Linked DNA regions of Homo sapiens: all the other regions are linked to region 1. A link is a contact called in ENCODE Hi-C or POLR2A ChIA-PET data. All regions are on one chromosome and are shown on one strand. The core of a region is the stretch at or near the end of the contact, and the rest is flanking DNA. Distances in the headings are between cores, read along the strand shown. Region 1 holds the start of NME1 (NME/NM23 nucleoside diphosphate kinase 1). Region 2 holds the start of LRRC59 (leucine rich repeat containing 59). Region 3 holds the start of RSAD1 (radical S-adenosyl methionine domain containing 1). Region 4 holds the start of CACNA1G (calcium voltage-gated channel subunit alpha1 G).

What was found. A loop is a pair of places that touch in the nucleus more often than their neighbours do. ChIA-PET counts read pairs that join two places held with the same protein, here RNA polymerase II (POLR2A). Pooled maps may share reads with other maps.
Region 2: a loop to region 1 is called in a pooled map, with 6 times the contacts of the local background. The contact joins the promoter of LRRC59 here to the promoter of NME1 in region 1. A Hi-C loop is called at or near these places in 1 of 37 single-sample maps with no recorded cell type and 6 of 50 pooled maps. POLR2A ChIA-PET finds 5 or more read pairs at or near these places in 2 of 52 experiments (HEK293 and naive thymus-derived CD4-positive, alpha-beta T cell).
Region 3: a pooled map shows a loop between it and region 1 (23-fold over the local background). The contact joins the promoter of RSAD1 here to the promoter of NME1 in region 1. A Hi-C loop is called at or near these places in 1 of 37 single-sample maps with no recorded cell type and 7 of 50 pooled maps. POLR2A ChIA-PET finds 5 or more read pairs at or near these places in 1 of 52 experiments (activated T-cell).
Region 4: a loop to region 1 is called in a pooled map, with 16 times the contacts of the local background. The contact joins the promoter of CACNA1G here to the promoter of NME1 in region 1. A Hi-C loop is called at or near these places in 1 of 37 single-sample maps with no recorded cell type and 10 of 50 pooled maps. POLR2A ChIA-PET finds 5 or more read pairs at or near these places in 2 of 52 experiments (activated T-cell and naive thymus-derived CD4-positive, alpha-beta T cell).

The regions. Positions count from the first base shown.
Region 1 is chr17:51,151,663-51,155,277 of GRCh38, reverse strand. It overlaps NME1 (NME/NM23 nucleoside diphosphate kinase 1), which reads right to left and starts at 1,719. Exons shown (of 5, transcript NM_000269.3): 1 at 1,616-1,719. NME1-NME2 (NME1-NME2 readthrough) reads right to left here and starts at 1,719. Exons shown (of 9, transcript NR_037149.2): 1 at 1,616-1,719; 2 at 834-1,053. RefSeq lists enhancers at 1-52, 1,449-1,868, 1,652-2,183, 1,207-2,406.
Region 2 is chr17:50,395,882-50,399,496 of GRCh38, reverse strand. It overlaps LRRC59 (leucine rich repeat containing 59), which reads left to right and starts at 1,974. Exons shown (of 7, transcript NM_018509.4): 1 at 1,974-2,284. The coding sequence starts at 2,180. It overlaps LRRC59-AS1 (LRRC59 antisense RNA 1), which reads right to left. Exons shown (of 2, transcript NR_199069.1): 2 at 940-2,281. RefSeq lists a silencer at 1,928-1,997.
Region 3 is chr17:50,477,065-50,480,679 of GRCh38, reverse strand. RSAD1 (radical S-adenosyl methionine domain containing 1) reads right to left here and starts at 1,820. Exons shown (of 9, transcript NM_018346.3): 1 at 1,661-1,820; 2 at 918-1,051; 3 at 596-800. The coding sequence starts at 1,795. RefSeq lists silencers at 607-993, 1,565-2,054.
Region 4 is chr17:50,558,350-50,561,964 of GRCh38, reverse strand. CACNA1G (calcium voltage-gated channel subunit alpha1 G) reads right to left here and starts at 1,250. Exons shown (of 38, transcript NM_018896.5): 1 at 264-1,250. The coding sequence starts at 505. It overlaps CACNA1G-AS1 (CACNA1G antisense RNA 1), which reads left to right. Exons shown (of 2, transcript NR_038439.1): 1 at 1-37. RefSeq lists enhancers at 1-291, 1,651-1,700 and a silencer at 1,051-1,430.

The sequences.
Region 1 (3,615 bases), core at 470-2,969:
CACACCCAGCCCCATTTGATTTTTTTTTTTTTTTTTGGTATGGAGTCTTGCTCTTTCGCCCAGGATGGAGTGCAGTGGTGCGACCTTGGCTCACTGCAACCTCCACTTCCCAGGCAAGCAATTCTCCTACCTCAACCTCCTAAATAGCTGGGACTACAGGTGCGTGCCACCACACCCAGCTAATTTCTGTATTTTTTTTTACTAGAGATGGGGTTTCACCATGTTGGCCAGGCTGGTCTCCAACTCCTGACCTCAAGTAATCTGCCCACCTCAGCCTCCCAAAGTGCTGGGATTAAAGGCGTGAGCCCCATGAGCCTGGCCACCATTTGATTTAATAAGCTTCTTTTAAACATCTACTGTGTACCAAACACTGCGGTGGAACTAGGATACAGGATGTTAAAAACAAGGCACTATCTTTCTCAATAATCAAGCTTGGGAGAAACTACACTGATGAAAAGTTTTACTAATGTGAAAGTGATGTCCGGTACAAAGCAGTAAGAAATAATAGTTTGACTTAATGCCACAGCCATAGCATTAGGGGTTTTAGAGAATATATCTTTACAACCCCCTTCATTTTACAAATGAGGAAACAGGACCACAGCACCAGAATGAAGGCCAAAACCCAGCATTCCCAACCCATTAATCCATTCTTGTAATGTTATGCTACACTTTACAATGCAAAGAATATTTTGACTAGCCAATAAACGGTGGGGTGTGGGAGAACTACAGACATTAGGAATATCTGATACGGGACATCATACTGAAAGGAAGCCTAGAGAGTAACTATTCCGTCCAGATCCCTCATTTTACAGAAGACTGCGCTCATGACCTACCCTGTATCACAGCTTGAGATAGGAGGCCCCTCGCCTTGAAAGACGATCCCTAAAGTAGACAGTAGCACCATCTCTTGGCCCCATCTTCCTGTCCTTTAGTTAACCTCTTCTTACAGCATCTTAGCACTGTAGTCCAATTTTCTGTTTGTGTGTCTGCCTCCCCTGCACACCAGGCTGACTTAGTCCTGTGTAGAGACTCTATGGTACCTAGCCACAGGGCCTAGCAGTCAATAGGAGCAAAGAAAATCATTTATCACCATTCTGCAACTTCCAAAAAAAAAAAAAGAGAGAGAGACAAAGCCCAAAGACTGCGGAGAATCGCACGATGGGGTGCGGGGCAAGCATAAATTGTCCAGGAGAAAACAGGACTAAAGCGCCAGAAATACACCCTAAAAATGTCCCTCCACATCGGTCCCGGTGACACAACAGTAAGCACTCAGTGCTTGCTGAATGAATGACACACACACCCGTCATTTATTCAGCAAGCACTTACAGAGCGCCAACTCCGTGCCCGGCACTGCTCTCGACAGACACAAATAAGGCACAGCCCTGTCGTCGCGGCCTGACGAGAAAGGCGGCCACCGACAAAGGCGAGTCCACGTGGCGTGGGACGTGCGCCGACCGGTCTGCACTTGTCCACAGGCGCTCCCTGCCCCTCCTCCCATCCGATCCTCCTCGCCGCCTCTTAGAGCTGAACTCATCTCTTCACTAACTCCTCACCTAACCCACTCCCGCGACTACACTCCTTTCTTTTTCCTCTCAGGATCCCGAACACCTCTTACCCTTCCAGCTGCTTAGGTTTGAACTCCGGCTGCAGCCGCCAGCACCCGAAACGCGCCCGGGACCCACGTGGTTCGCAGCACTTGCACGCACGGAACGCTTCTGCGCAGATCCGCTGCCGGAGAGCCCATTTTGCAGAACACCGCTCGCCCACGCTTCCTCTTGGGAGTAGGCAGTCATTCTAGGGAACAACTTTCTGCAGTTTAACTTCCGGCGCTAGCTTTTTCAGACCTTTCCGGTTAGCTGCTTGCTTTCTTCTCTCCACCCCCGGGTTCTCTGACTCACTTCCTTCGTTCGCGAGCAAATTGGCTTCCCGAGAGGTGGCGCTCACACGTTGCGTGAAGTCCAAAGAGTGCCTGACCTAGAAGTAGACTTTTCGCTCCCGCTTTGTGTTTATTCACCTTTTCTAGCCTGTCAAGCAAAAAATTTTGAGTACCTACTACGTGGACGCATTATTCTAGGCCCTAGGGATAAAACAGTATGCTCTCTTGGAGCTTCTGGGAGGGATGGGAGTATAGGAAAACAAGAAGCAAATAAGCAAATTAATATGTAATAGATCGCATTTTGTAAGTGCTGTGAAGAAAAGGCCAGAGAAATCTCTGAGTAAGTGATAATAGAATAGACCTGCATGAAGTGAGGGAGCCAGCCCAGTGATTCTTCGAGAGCCAAGTATTACGGTGGACATCGAGTGGTGGAAAATGCCGTTAGAATAGAGCCAAATCTTATGTTGTGAGATGCTAATACAGATTTTGCACAAGGCATGACATCATCACTAACAAAAAAACATTCCCACTGCTCTAAGGGGAAATGAACGGGGGAAAGGTACAAAAATGGAATCAGGAGCCGTTTCAACAAATGATGCTGGAGCAATTGGACGAATATAGACCCAAAGAACCTCAACCTAAACCTCTCACCTTATACAAAATTTACTCAAAATGAATCATAGATTTAAATGTAAAACAATAAATCACTTATGGGGAAAAAAAAAGTTAAAAAAAATCCTCAGGACCTAGGGCCAGGCAAATAGTTTTTAGACGACACCAAAAGACCAATCTATACAGGGAAAAAGTTGATAAATTGGAACTTACTGAAATTTAAAACTTTTGGCCGAGCGCGGTGGCTCACGCCTGTAATCCCAGCACGCTGGAAAGCAGCGGCGGGAGGATCACTTGAGCTCAGGAATTCGAGACCAGCCCGGGCAACATAGTGAAACCCCGTCTCTACTAAACATACAAAAATGAGCCGGGCGTGGTTGCAGGCGCCTGTAGTCCCAGCTACTCGGGAGGCTGAGGCAGGAGAATCGCTTGAACCCGGGAGGCAGAGGTTGCAGTGAGCCGAGATTGCGCCAGGGCACTCCAGCCTGGGTGACAGAGCGAGACTCGGTCTCAAAAAAATAAAAAATAAATAAAATAAATAAGTAAAATTTCATTATTCTCCTGTTTTCTTTTTTTTCTTTTTGAGACCGAGTATCGCTTTGGCGCCCAGGCCGGAGCGCAGTTGCACGATGTCGGTTCATTGCAAACTCCGCCATCCGGGTTCAAGCGATTCTCGTGACTCAGCTTCCCGCGTAGCTGGGACTACAGGCGTCTGCCACCACGCCCGGTATTTTCTTTTTCTTTTTTTTTTTTTTTTTTTGAGACGGAGCCTTGCCAGGTCGCCCAGGGTGGAGTGCAGTGGTGCGATCTCGGCTCACTGCAACCTCCGCCTCCCGGGTTCAAGCGAATCTCCTGCCCCAGCCTCCCGAGCAGCTGGGATTACAGGTGCCCACCACCACACCCGGCTACTTTTTGTATTTTTAGGAGAGACGGGGTTTCACCATGTTGGCCAGGTTGGTCTCAAACTCTTGACCTCGTGATCCGCCCGCCTCAGCCTCCCAAAGTGCTGAGATTACAGGCATGAGCCACCGCGCCTGGCCCTAATTTTTGTATTTTTAGTAGAGACGGGTTTTCACTATGCTGGCCAGGCTGGTATCGAACTCCTGACCTCAAGTGTTCCATCTGCC
Region 2 (3,615 bases), core at 725-3,224, 760 kb after region 1:
TATAAACCCAGGCATTCGAGCCGGCAACAGCAACCCCCTTTGGGTCCCCTGCCATTTTATGGGAGCTCTGTTTTCACTCTATTAAATCTTGCAACTGCACACTTTTCTGGTCCGTGTTTGTTACGGCTTGAGCTGAGCTTTTCCTTACCGTCCACTACTGCTGTTTGCTGCTGTCGCAGACCCGCTGCTGACTTCCACCCCTCTGGATCTGGCAGGGTGTCTGCTGGGCTCCCGATCCAGTGAGGCGCCCATTGCTGCTCTGGATCAGGCTAAAGGCTTGCCATTGTTCCTGCGTGGCTAAGTGCCTGGATTTGTCCTAATTGAGCTGAATAGAGCTATAACACTCATTGCATGGCCCAAGATTCCATTCCTTGGAATGCGTGAGGCCAAGAAACCCAGGTCAGAGAACAAGAGGCTTGCCGCCATCTTGGAAGTGGCCCGCCACCATCTTGGGAGTTCTAAGAACAAGGACCCCTGCCACCCACCCCCCGTAACAATTGCACTTACTTTATTTGGTGTTCATAGTTTCCCTCTGAGACAAGATTTTTTATTTTTTATTTTTTTAGAGATGGGGTCTTGCTATGTTGCCCAGACTGGTTTTGAACTCCTAGCCTCAAATAATCCTCTCATCTTGGCCTCCCAAGTATTGGGATTACAGGTGTGAGCTATCCTGCTCGGCCCCTCTGAGATAAGCTTTAATATCCCTATTTCAAAATGAGTAAACTGAGGTTTGGAGTGGGTAAAGTGCTTCCTTCCTTCATTCATTCATTCATTCATCCATCCATCTATTCATTTATTCAACAGACATCTGAATGAGTAGCTACCCTGCATCAGGGTATGCCAACTCTGGGCATACGAAGATGATTAAGACAAAAATCCCTGTCCTCACAGTCCAGAATGAAGGACAGACACATAAAGATGAGTATAATACAAGGTGGATCATGAATTGTAGCTAATATTTATTGGGTACTTACTAAGTGCCAGTGACTGCTGTAAGCTCTTGGTGTGTTTTACTCCTTCAGTTCTCCCCAACCTCTGTTAGCTACATGTCTCATAGATTGATTCATAGATAAGACTGAAGCCTGGTGATTGTCTACGGTTTTATAAGTAGCAAGTGGCAGAGCCAGGATGAATACCCAGTGGATAGGTATTAGTGCCAGAGGTCCCACTTGGCCATCAAGCTCTACTGTCTCTGATGATAAAGTAGCAAACAGGGACCTAAGTTGGTTGGGGGGGGCGCTAACTCAGTCTGGCATTCACGGTGTTCAGGGGAGATTTCCTGAAGGACTAAGGAATTAGCTAGACAGAGGTGAGTGGGGGGGAGGGAGGGCCATCGCTGGGGAGGGCCAGACGTGGGAGCCACCTCCTGGAAATCTACACAGCATCTAGGCCAGGCAGGGACTGGAGCGTGTGAGGAAGCTGCGAAAGCAGGCAGGACCCAGCTTCCAAAGGAAAGTGGTCCGTATCCTAGAGGTAGCTGCAAGTTTGAAGGGTTTTACGTAGGGGAGAGACTTGGCCAGATTTTTAGAAAGATCACCGGGGAGCTGGGTGAAAGTGGATGGAAGGACAGAGACAAGCACTGAGGCAGTGAGTGGGGAGGAGAGAGGAGAAATTCAGGAAGAAGAGTTTTCCCCATGATGGTTATTCGGGGGTTAAGTAGAGGACAGGGAGCAGTTTTAGAGGACACCCAGCTTCTGCTCCTAATCAGGGGGATTGGGGTGATCTGATGAGGTCAGTATTGGATGTCAACCCAGTCTTCTGGCGCCCAGTCCGTGCCCTTTCGCCTCGTGGCACTGCCAGCAATAATGCCCGCGGGCCACGGGTGAACGTGAACCGAGCTCGCAGCCTCCAACCCCACCCCTCCGGCGGCGGCGACGTGCAGTGCATCACCCTGGGCACCAGGGGGCGTGCCCGCACACGCTCGGGCCGCTCTGGCCCAGCCCATCTCAGTGGTCGCGGAAGGTGACGTGGACACGGAAGTGGTCGTCGTCGCGGCACCGGTGGGAGCTAGGCGCGAGGCTCGGAGTGCGGCCAGCGGGCGGAGGCGGTCTCGCATCGGCGGCGACGGAGGGCTCAGGCGTCGTCGTTTGGGTGGGGGGCCGCTGAACTGACAAGCGACATTTCAGCTCCTTTCACCCGCCGGAACCCCGGAGCCGGGGCCCGCTCAGCCGGCGTTACCATGACCAAGGCCGGTAGCAAGGGCGGGAACCTCCGCGACAAGCTGGACGGCAACGAACTGGACCTGAGCCTCAGCGACCTGAATGAGGTCCCGGTGAAGGAGCTGGTCAGTATCGTCCCGCGAGGCCCAGGCGCCCACCTTCGCCGGGCGCTGGCCCCTACGTGGGCCACTTACTTTCCTCTTCTCTAAAAGCATCAGTTTCCTTTTCTTTAAAAAGAAGCGGGGTGGTGGGACTAAGTCCCCTAGGAGGCCGCGTCCAGCCCAAGGTTCTTCCCGGGATGTACACGTGTCACTTTGGCGCAGTTCCAGAACATAGGGAAGATCTGCTTCTCTGGCCCTAGGCTTTTTACAGGCTAAGAAGCGAATCTGTCACCTTTGCGGGGCTTTCACAGCGCCCACCTCCGTGCCCGACTCTGAGTAGGAGCACACGGAGCAGTTACTGGATGTATTCGAGAATGAATGAGTGACTTGTTCCAGGGGAGTAGGCCTCCTGGTAGACCTGGGTGTGGCCCAGAACCTGGCTCTTCTAGGAAGCTGGCAATTCCAGCTGGCTGCCCGAGCCCTGAGGCAGCCTAACTCGAAGAAAGTAAAGTCTCCCCCCAGCTTGGCTGGTAAACTGTCATCTGAATTCCGCTGAAACTGGCGGGAGTCCCTTTCGCCCCTCTCTCCCCCAACCTTTCCCCTGTAAACTGAAGCTTACAGCTCCAGAGAGATAGCAGGCATCTAGTTTTGTCAGCGTGGAGCTAGTTCCCACATCCCTCCTTTTCCCACTCCGTTCCCCCTCCCACCCGCGCCAACGCCCTACTAGACTCACTTTGGGTGACCCACACTTTGCTTTCTGCCGTTGATAAATTACATTTGCCTTGGGCGCTGGGCCCAGTCTTTCTTCCACCGTGGACGGGTATTACAGTGGTTAGAACCGGGTTCCTAGCTCCTCCCAGCTCCATTGCTTAATAGCCGAGTGCCCTTGGCAAGCTAGTTAGCCTTTATGCCTAGATCTCCTCATCTATACAATGGTGATAATAGTTTCCATCTCATACGCTTATTGGGAGGTTAAATACCATTGTAATGGAAAATGCTTGGAAGGAGCAAATACTGATACTTGTAGCTGTTGTTGTGTTTTTCCCGCTGTAGTATTTAAAACTTTTTTAGGTGGTCAAACTTCACTTTTACGACTTTGTGACAGAAAGTGCAGGTTGCCAGAGGATCCTTAACTGAATATATGCCTCCTTTTCTACCCCAGGAAGATAGATGGCCAGCCTTATTTCACCCTGCCCTAGGACTGCTCTCTGAAACCATATACTCCAGGCATCTGAACAGTCCAGCATTAACCTTAGGGAGAAAGTTTTGCTGAGCTTGTCCAGCCTGGACACCATGGGAAAATAGAGATGGGCTGTGAGGGCCTTTTTTTTTTTTGGATGATGGAGTTTTGCTGT
Region 3 (3,615 bases), core at 571-3,070, 670 kb after region 1:
ACCCACACTCCTTAGTAGGCACCAAAGGTTTTGGACTCTACCTTGCAACCTTGTTTCCAGCCTCTCCAATCACAAGGAATGACTCACAACTCCCCCAAAACATGCCAGGCTCTTCCATGGCCTGTGTCGTTTCCCCCACACCCCCTCACCTGGTGAACTCTTCCTCTTCATTCAAACATCTCCTCCAGAGAAGTTTCAGTGATTTCATCAGAGTGACCTCCCTTCAGGCTGTACTCTAGAAGCCTTTTATAGAGACCCCCTTTACAGGTGACATTTACCATGCTGCAATAATCTGGCTACATGTCTGCGTCTCCCGTGTCATGTAGCAAATCTTTTTTGACCACCTACTATGTGCCAGGCACTATGGTAAGTGTTTGAAATAGAAAAGCCACACCTGATCCCTTTCTCATAAAGTCTGTGGTCTATGACAGCAGCAGACAATTAAGGAGTTATAAAAGTGTCGCACTAGGCCCTACTGTGTCCCTGGCACCCAGAAGGTGCTCAATCAATGTTTGCCCAATGAATGAATGTGACCAAAGAGGAGATGGCACTGAAGGGCGGGGTGCACTGGGATGGGGTGAGTGCCATGGGTTACCTGGAGGCCTATAGACAACCTGTTAACCCCTGCTGCCCCGAACTCTGCCAGTCTGGAGCCCGGAGCTGAAGTAGGATTAGCCTCCAATGTGACTTCCAAGTCTGCAGGCAGGTGGGCTGCCTGTGCCACAGCCTCCAGGACAGCAGCCACCGTGTGGGGACTGGCTAGACTGGGGGTCCCCCCACCAAAGAACACAGACTCCACCCTGGGGAAAGAGAATGGAGAAATGAGACCTGGGGGAGCCCTCTGGGATGCCTGCACCTATCCCCCACCACTCCTCCAAATATTTCCCAAAACGCTGCCTACAGCCCCCACTACCCACCGTTGCACCCCGCTGAGCCGCAGCAGCGTCTGAGCTTCGGTCACCAGACACTTCTGCATGGCAGCCTCCTCCAGGCGGCGAGGGATGTACTTGTTGAAGTTGCAGTAACTGCAGCGCTTCTCGCAGTAAGGCCACTGGGGGCAGTGAGTGCACGTGCGCGGTGAGAGCTGCCCTGGCCACTTCCAGGGTTCAGTCGCACACACCCCCAACCCCACCCCCACCCCTATCCCGAGGTCTTTCCACAGTAGCTAGGACATCTAAGCCACACAACTCCCCAAGGCAGGTCGCACTGGGGTTATTACATCCACTTCAATGTGAGAAAACTGAGGCTCACTCCTTTGTTACGCTGCCTCTTCCAACCAGCAGACGTCAGGAAGGAATTCAACCCAAGCTCTTTCTGGGATCATATAATTTTCATACAATTTTCCTATGAGCCATTTTCCCAGCTACCGAGTCAGAACACTGCTCTTAAGAAAATTTTGTCTTGCTAAGAGGAAAATTGTTATGAAATTTGAACCATTTGGTCAGAGTCACCGAGCCGGTGAGTAGCAGAGACTTCAGGTTTCTGGACCAAGTCATTTCCCTGCCAAAGCACAGGGTCCCATCCCAGACCTCGTACGGGGGCACGGAAACACGGCAGGCGGGTTCATAGAGTGACAAACCGCCACCTGGGTTTTGGACGGCCACGGTCACGGCCAGGGCTGCGGCCACACACCGTGGGCTCCGCCCCCGCCCCTACTCACGTGTACGTAAAGCGCCGCGCGCCGGCCCGCAGGCTCAGGACTCGGGGACCCTCCTGCGTTCTCCACGCGGCGGCGCCTCTGGGCCGCTCTGGCTGCTGCCGCCCAGCCGCGAGCCCGGGCTCCGGGGAGCGCCATGGCGCCCAGCGCAGCGCGGCGCACTGACCCGAGCAGGAGACGCGCGCAGGGATCACTGTGAGTGCGCAGCCGGCGGAAGGAAGAGGGGCTGCGTGACCGCGCGACAAGAGGGCCCGGGCCCGGGGCTGCGGCGCCACCTGCCGGGCGCCCGGGCGCTCACTGCGGCCTCCTGTCGGTTCTTTCCCCAGGCCGCGAGGCGGGCTGCTTGCCTTTTGGCACCTTGTGCCCGGGCGAGTTCCCGGACCCATCCAGGAGCTCTTAGTTTGTTCAGTCAATTCCTTGACATTTGATGTGCCTGGCTCAGAACTGGGCGCTGGGGACATCTAGGTGCATAAAGCCAGGTTGCATTCTGGCAGGAGAGAGGCAAGCCAACCGGCCAGGACAGGCAAGGCGTATTAATTCCGTGCCTGCTGGACACCAGAGCCGTCCGCCTCAGTGCTGTGAGGTCATCTGTTTTAAGAGTGTGGGAGTCAGTAGGGCAGAAGAGACACTTGGGCTGGATCTTTCTTTTAATTTCATTTACAAATATTTGGGAGAGGGGAGGTCTTGAACTCCTCGGCCTCAAGCGATCCTCCTGCCTCAGCATCTAGAGTAACTAAGGATTAAGGGCATGAGCCACCACCAGGGCTATGCACGGGATCTTGGAGGAGCAGAAAATCCCAGGGGCAATTGGCTTGGCCGGGAGAGTAGACTGTTTTGGGTCAGGCCAACCCAAGCATCTGGAGGTGTACGTGCTGGAAGGACAGTCAGATGGTGTGTGTAGGAGAGAGGGGGAAGGCGCAGGGGAAGGCCTGGGGAAGCAGGCACCTGAACAACTGTCCCACAAAGCAGAAACATCATGGGCTTCAGAGGCAGGCGGTGCAGGACAGTTCTCCCAGTGGCCTTGAACTGACCTGGTTCTCCCCTCCTTTCTTGCTTGTAGTTCTCAAGAATAACTGTAGACGCCTGTAATCCCAGCACTTTGGGAGGCCGAGGCGGGCAGATCACTTGAGATCAGAAGTTCAAGACCAGCCTAGCCAACATGCTGAAACCCCGTCTTTACCAAAAATACAAAAATTATCCAAGCGTGGTGGTGGGCACCTGTAATCCCAGCTACACGGGAGGCTGAGCAGGGAGAATCCCTCGAACCTGGGAGGCGGAGGTTGCAGTGAGCTGAGACAGTGCCACTGCACTCCAGCCTGGGTGATGGAGCAAGACTGTCTCAATAAATAAATAAATAAAACTGTAGAGTGTGCAGAGAATGCAACATCCTGAGGGAAGGAAGGACTGGCCAGCACAGCCATGCTCTGTTCCAGTCCCCCTAGAAAAAGCATGTCCTTCAACACTTCAGCCCAACATGTCACATGGCCCCAGGGTATAAAGCCCAGGGCAGAAGCCGGGCGCGGTGGCTTACTCCTGTAATCCCAGCACTTTGGGAGGCCGATGCGGGCGGATCATAAGGTCAGGAGATTGAGACCATCCTGGCTAACACGGTGAAACCCCGTTTTTACTAAAAATACAAAAAACTAGCCAGGTGTGGTGGTGCGTGCCAGTAGTCCCAGCTACCCGGGAGGCTGAGGCAGGAGAATTGCTTGAACCTGGGAGGCGGAAGTTGCAGTGAGCCCAGATGGCGACACTGCACTCCAGCCTGGGAGACAGAGTGAGACTCTGTATCAAACAAACAAACAAACAAACGAAAAACAGGGCGGGCTGGTTTCTGGGGTCCCTCAGCTTCAGTACAAGTCTGGCTGGCTGGGCGTGGTGGCCCATGCCTGTTATCACAACACTTTGGGAGGCCGAGGCGGGTGGATCACCTGAGGTCAGAAGTTCAAGACCAGCCT
Region 4 (3,615 bases), core at 1-2,500, 590 kb after region 1:
GCCTGGATCCCCACCCCCCCAACCCAGGAAGACTGAGGTGTGTGTACGCAGGTGGGGTAAGCCCGGGTTACCGACGAGACCTGCTCGCGTCTCCGCTCCCACTCTGGTGCCCCCTCCCCTCCCTGGCAGCCCCCCCCCCATCCGCCTACCCTCCGGGCTCACTTCGACTCACCTGGCGGTGGGTCTTCTTCCCCCCCGACCCCCGGCGGTGCGGCCCGTCCCCCTTCTGACCCCGCGCCTGGCCGTCGTGCCCCGAAGGATATGGGTTACAGACCGTGCGGAGACACCAGCTCCGCGGGCGGCTGTCCTGGCTCAAGTAGAAGAAAACCACCGGGGCCAGCGCCGGGTACGGCAGCCCCTCCGCCTCGGAGTCCGCGCTGCCCGGGTCCTTTTCTGCTGACCCCGGCCCCGGCCGGCCCCCGGCCCCCGACAGGTCGTTGAGCCGCATGAAGCTCCGGGGCTGTCCCGACTCCTCGGCGCCCGCTCCATCCTCCTCCTCGTCCATCCTCTGGCCAGCCGGGGCCCCGGGCGATCCGGAGAGGGGCAAGCGGCGCCCCTCAGAGGAGGTGTCCTCACGCAACCCGGGGGCCCCGGCGGGGGCACATCTGGTGGGCTCTAGGGCGCAAGCTGAGCCCCCGGGAGGGCCAGTTCAGCCCAGCTCCCCCTGCCCGCAGGGGCATGCTGCCCGCGGGGCGCCGGGGCGCAGGGAAACCCCGCCCGGCGCGAGTCCCGCTTCCCCTGCGCCCCTGGGGCTTCCCGGGCCAGCCGGCCGGCTCCCCCTCACTTTGTTCCGGCTTCTTCGCTTCGCGCCCAGGCTCCGGTTGCCGGATTCGGCGCTACCTTCGGCGAAGCCGCCCCGAGAGGGCGAACGAAAAGGGGGGCAGCGGCGGAGGGCGGGGGTCCGGGGAGGGGCGCCCCCTCTTCCCGCGGCGCAGCTGGAGCCGGATCTAAGGGGTCAGCATCGTCCCGGCTCCGCGCCAGGCGGCGGGGGAGGGGAGGAGGGATCTCTTTAGGGGTGGGCTTGGAGGGGGTGGGGGCGGCTCCTTCCCCCGCCCCGCCGCGGGCTCACTGTCCGGGAGGGGCGGGGAGACAGTGGGGGGCAGTCCCGGGCGGGAGTGGAGGCGGAGATGCCGCCGCCGCAGCCGCCGCGGTGGCTGCCGCTGCCGTAGCTGTCGCCGGCGCCACAGCCTCCTCCTCCGGCCGAGACGCGGAGCGAGCGAGCGAAAGCGGCGGCGAGGAGCCCCGCGCACACCACAGCTGGATCCCTCACTTCAACTTCAAGCCTCGGCCCCGCCCCCAGACAGCCCCGCAGCCAATCGCCGGACGCCGCCGGCCCCGAGCCGCGCGCCCATTGGCCGTCCGCCGTGGCAGTGCGGGCGGGAGCGCAGGGAGAGAACCACAGCTGGAATCCGATTCCCACCCCAAAACCCAGGACCGCCCCTCTCCCCTCCCCTTGCCCCTGGGTCCGCTCCCGAAGGCTGGAGCCAATCAGACTGCTGCCCAGACCGAACCCACTTTCCTATTGGCCATTGGGGTCTTTGGGACTCCCTTGGAGGGAGCCCGAAGAATCAGAGTATTCGGCGCGGGGTCCTGGCGTAGGGCCGCAGGCCCCAGGCATCCTTTGTCCACGACCCCTGATTTGGGCAGCAGCCGGAGGACGGAGCTCAGCTCTGGGCGGGCCTGGGGAAGAAAGGAGACAGGCGGCACGGGGGTGAGGGTTGTCACCAGGGGGTCCCAGAGCGAAATCCCAGGTCTCCACCTGGTTAATCTCCCACCCTGGAGTTGAGCTTGGCTGCGGGACTGGGGGAGGGAAGGAGCGGAGCTGGATGTCCTGGGGGTGGGGCTTCAGGCTGGAGGGGCCCAGTCTTGGAGAAACGGGCGGAGCTCGAGAAAGGCTAGGGTAGGCATGGTCTGGGCGTGGCCTCCACAAATCTCTTGGGCTTATTGGTCATACTCCCGAGTCAATTCTGAGACTTCGACCCTGACCTCGTAACCCTAACCCGCTGGACCTGACCTCACATTGACGCTCCTGGGCTTCATCCCTTTGCCCCTAGGGACCTTTTGAAGGGCGTGGACTCCACGCAGGGGCTTCGTGCTTGAACACGTGGCCCCAGGCAGGTCGCGCTGGACCGCAGAGCCCGGATCCCCAGGAGGGGCTGCGGAGCAGAGCGAGGACCCCTAAGAAGGAACCTGTGGGGGTCTCGAGTGTGTGGGAGGGGGCGGAAGCACAGAGCTGGGCTTTATCGACTCGACCTTCAAAGTCCCCACCACCGCCACCCCCCAACTTCGTGCCTCAGTTTCTCTTAAGTCCCTATGTGGCTTAGGGAAAGAGTGTCCGCGGAACTGGAACTTCGCGGGTCTGCCGCCTTCACTCACTCACCTTAACCCTACCGGCAGCGGGCCCTCGTGGGTTTGTGCTTTCCACGCGTGCACACGCACGCGCAGACCCCGGCCCTTGCCCCGCCTACCTCCCCGAGTTCTGGGGCTCAGTCGGCTCTAGCTCTCTCCTGCCGCCGGCGCCACTCCAGAAAGCTGTGGGTACCCGGGAGCGGAGCGCCGCGGGTGTGCTGGGCGCCGGTGGAGGGGGGAACAGCGAGGATTAGACGCCGGGAAGCACTTCCCCAACATCTGCGAGAGGTAGACACGGCGGAACCTAGTGGGTCAGTCAGTTCCCTCTCCGGAGATTTTGGGGCGCTTGCGCCACTGCGGAGAGGCGGCGGGATGGGTCGGATGACCTCCATCACCACCCCTCACTTTGCTGAGGCCATCACCCCTGGGCGTTGTTCACTCTCCTAAGGCTGCACCACCCACGCAGCCCCCGCGCACCTCCCGCCACCGCAGAGGGTTGGGGTCGTCTCAGTTCCCGCCCCGGCCGATGGGGGGAGGGGATGGGGGAAGTGGCAGAGTGGCTGCTGCGCCGTCGTCTCCCTGGTTGCCCTTTCGCCGAATCCATGCACAGAGTTGTGTAAATGAGGCCGGGCGGGCTCATTTGCATTTCATGCTAATGAGCAGATCCCCTAAGTGCCTTTTTTTCCTGGCGGGAGTCTCTGCTCTCATTCTGAGTATGCGGCGCCTGAGTCTTGAACCCCGTGCCGTCTTCTGGGAAAGGGGGGCTATTTATGGTTGCTCCGCGCGTCTGACACCTTCTTCCCTCCCGAGAGGCCGCAGTCTGCCGGGTCGGCCTGCCCTTCCCGCCAGGATAGAGGCCCCGGGGCTGGCGCGAGAAGTAGGGACGCCCAACACCCCTTCTTTGCAGAGGGGAAAATGAGGACAGAGAGGCTGGCCCAGCCCAATGATCAGGTCCCCTGGTGGTCAGCAGGCCCCACACCCTCATCCATCATCCCGGCCACCCCTGGGCTCTGGACTGAACTCTGTTCTAGAACATGCCCGAAAGGAGGGCAGGCACAAACGCACCATCTAGATAAATTGAGATCCACATGCACTTCCCTGGGTTCAGGACCTAGGGGAGACCGGCCACGCAAGACAGGATCTGATCCCTGTACTCGGCATGTTGGGGCTGATGGCCAGTCGGAGATGCTTACCCTTAGCCTGAGTGCCAGAGAGGAGGCAGAGGCAGAACCTACAGGGAAGGCAAAGAAGACCTGAAACCATCTT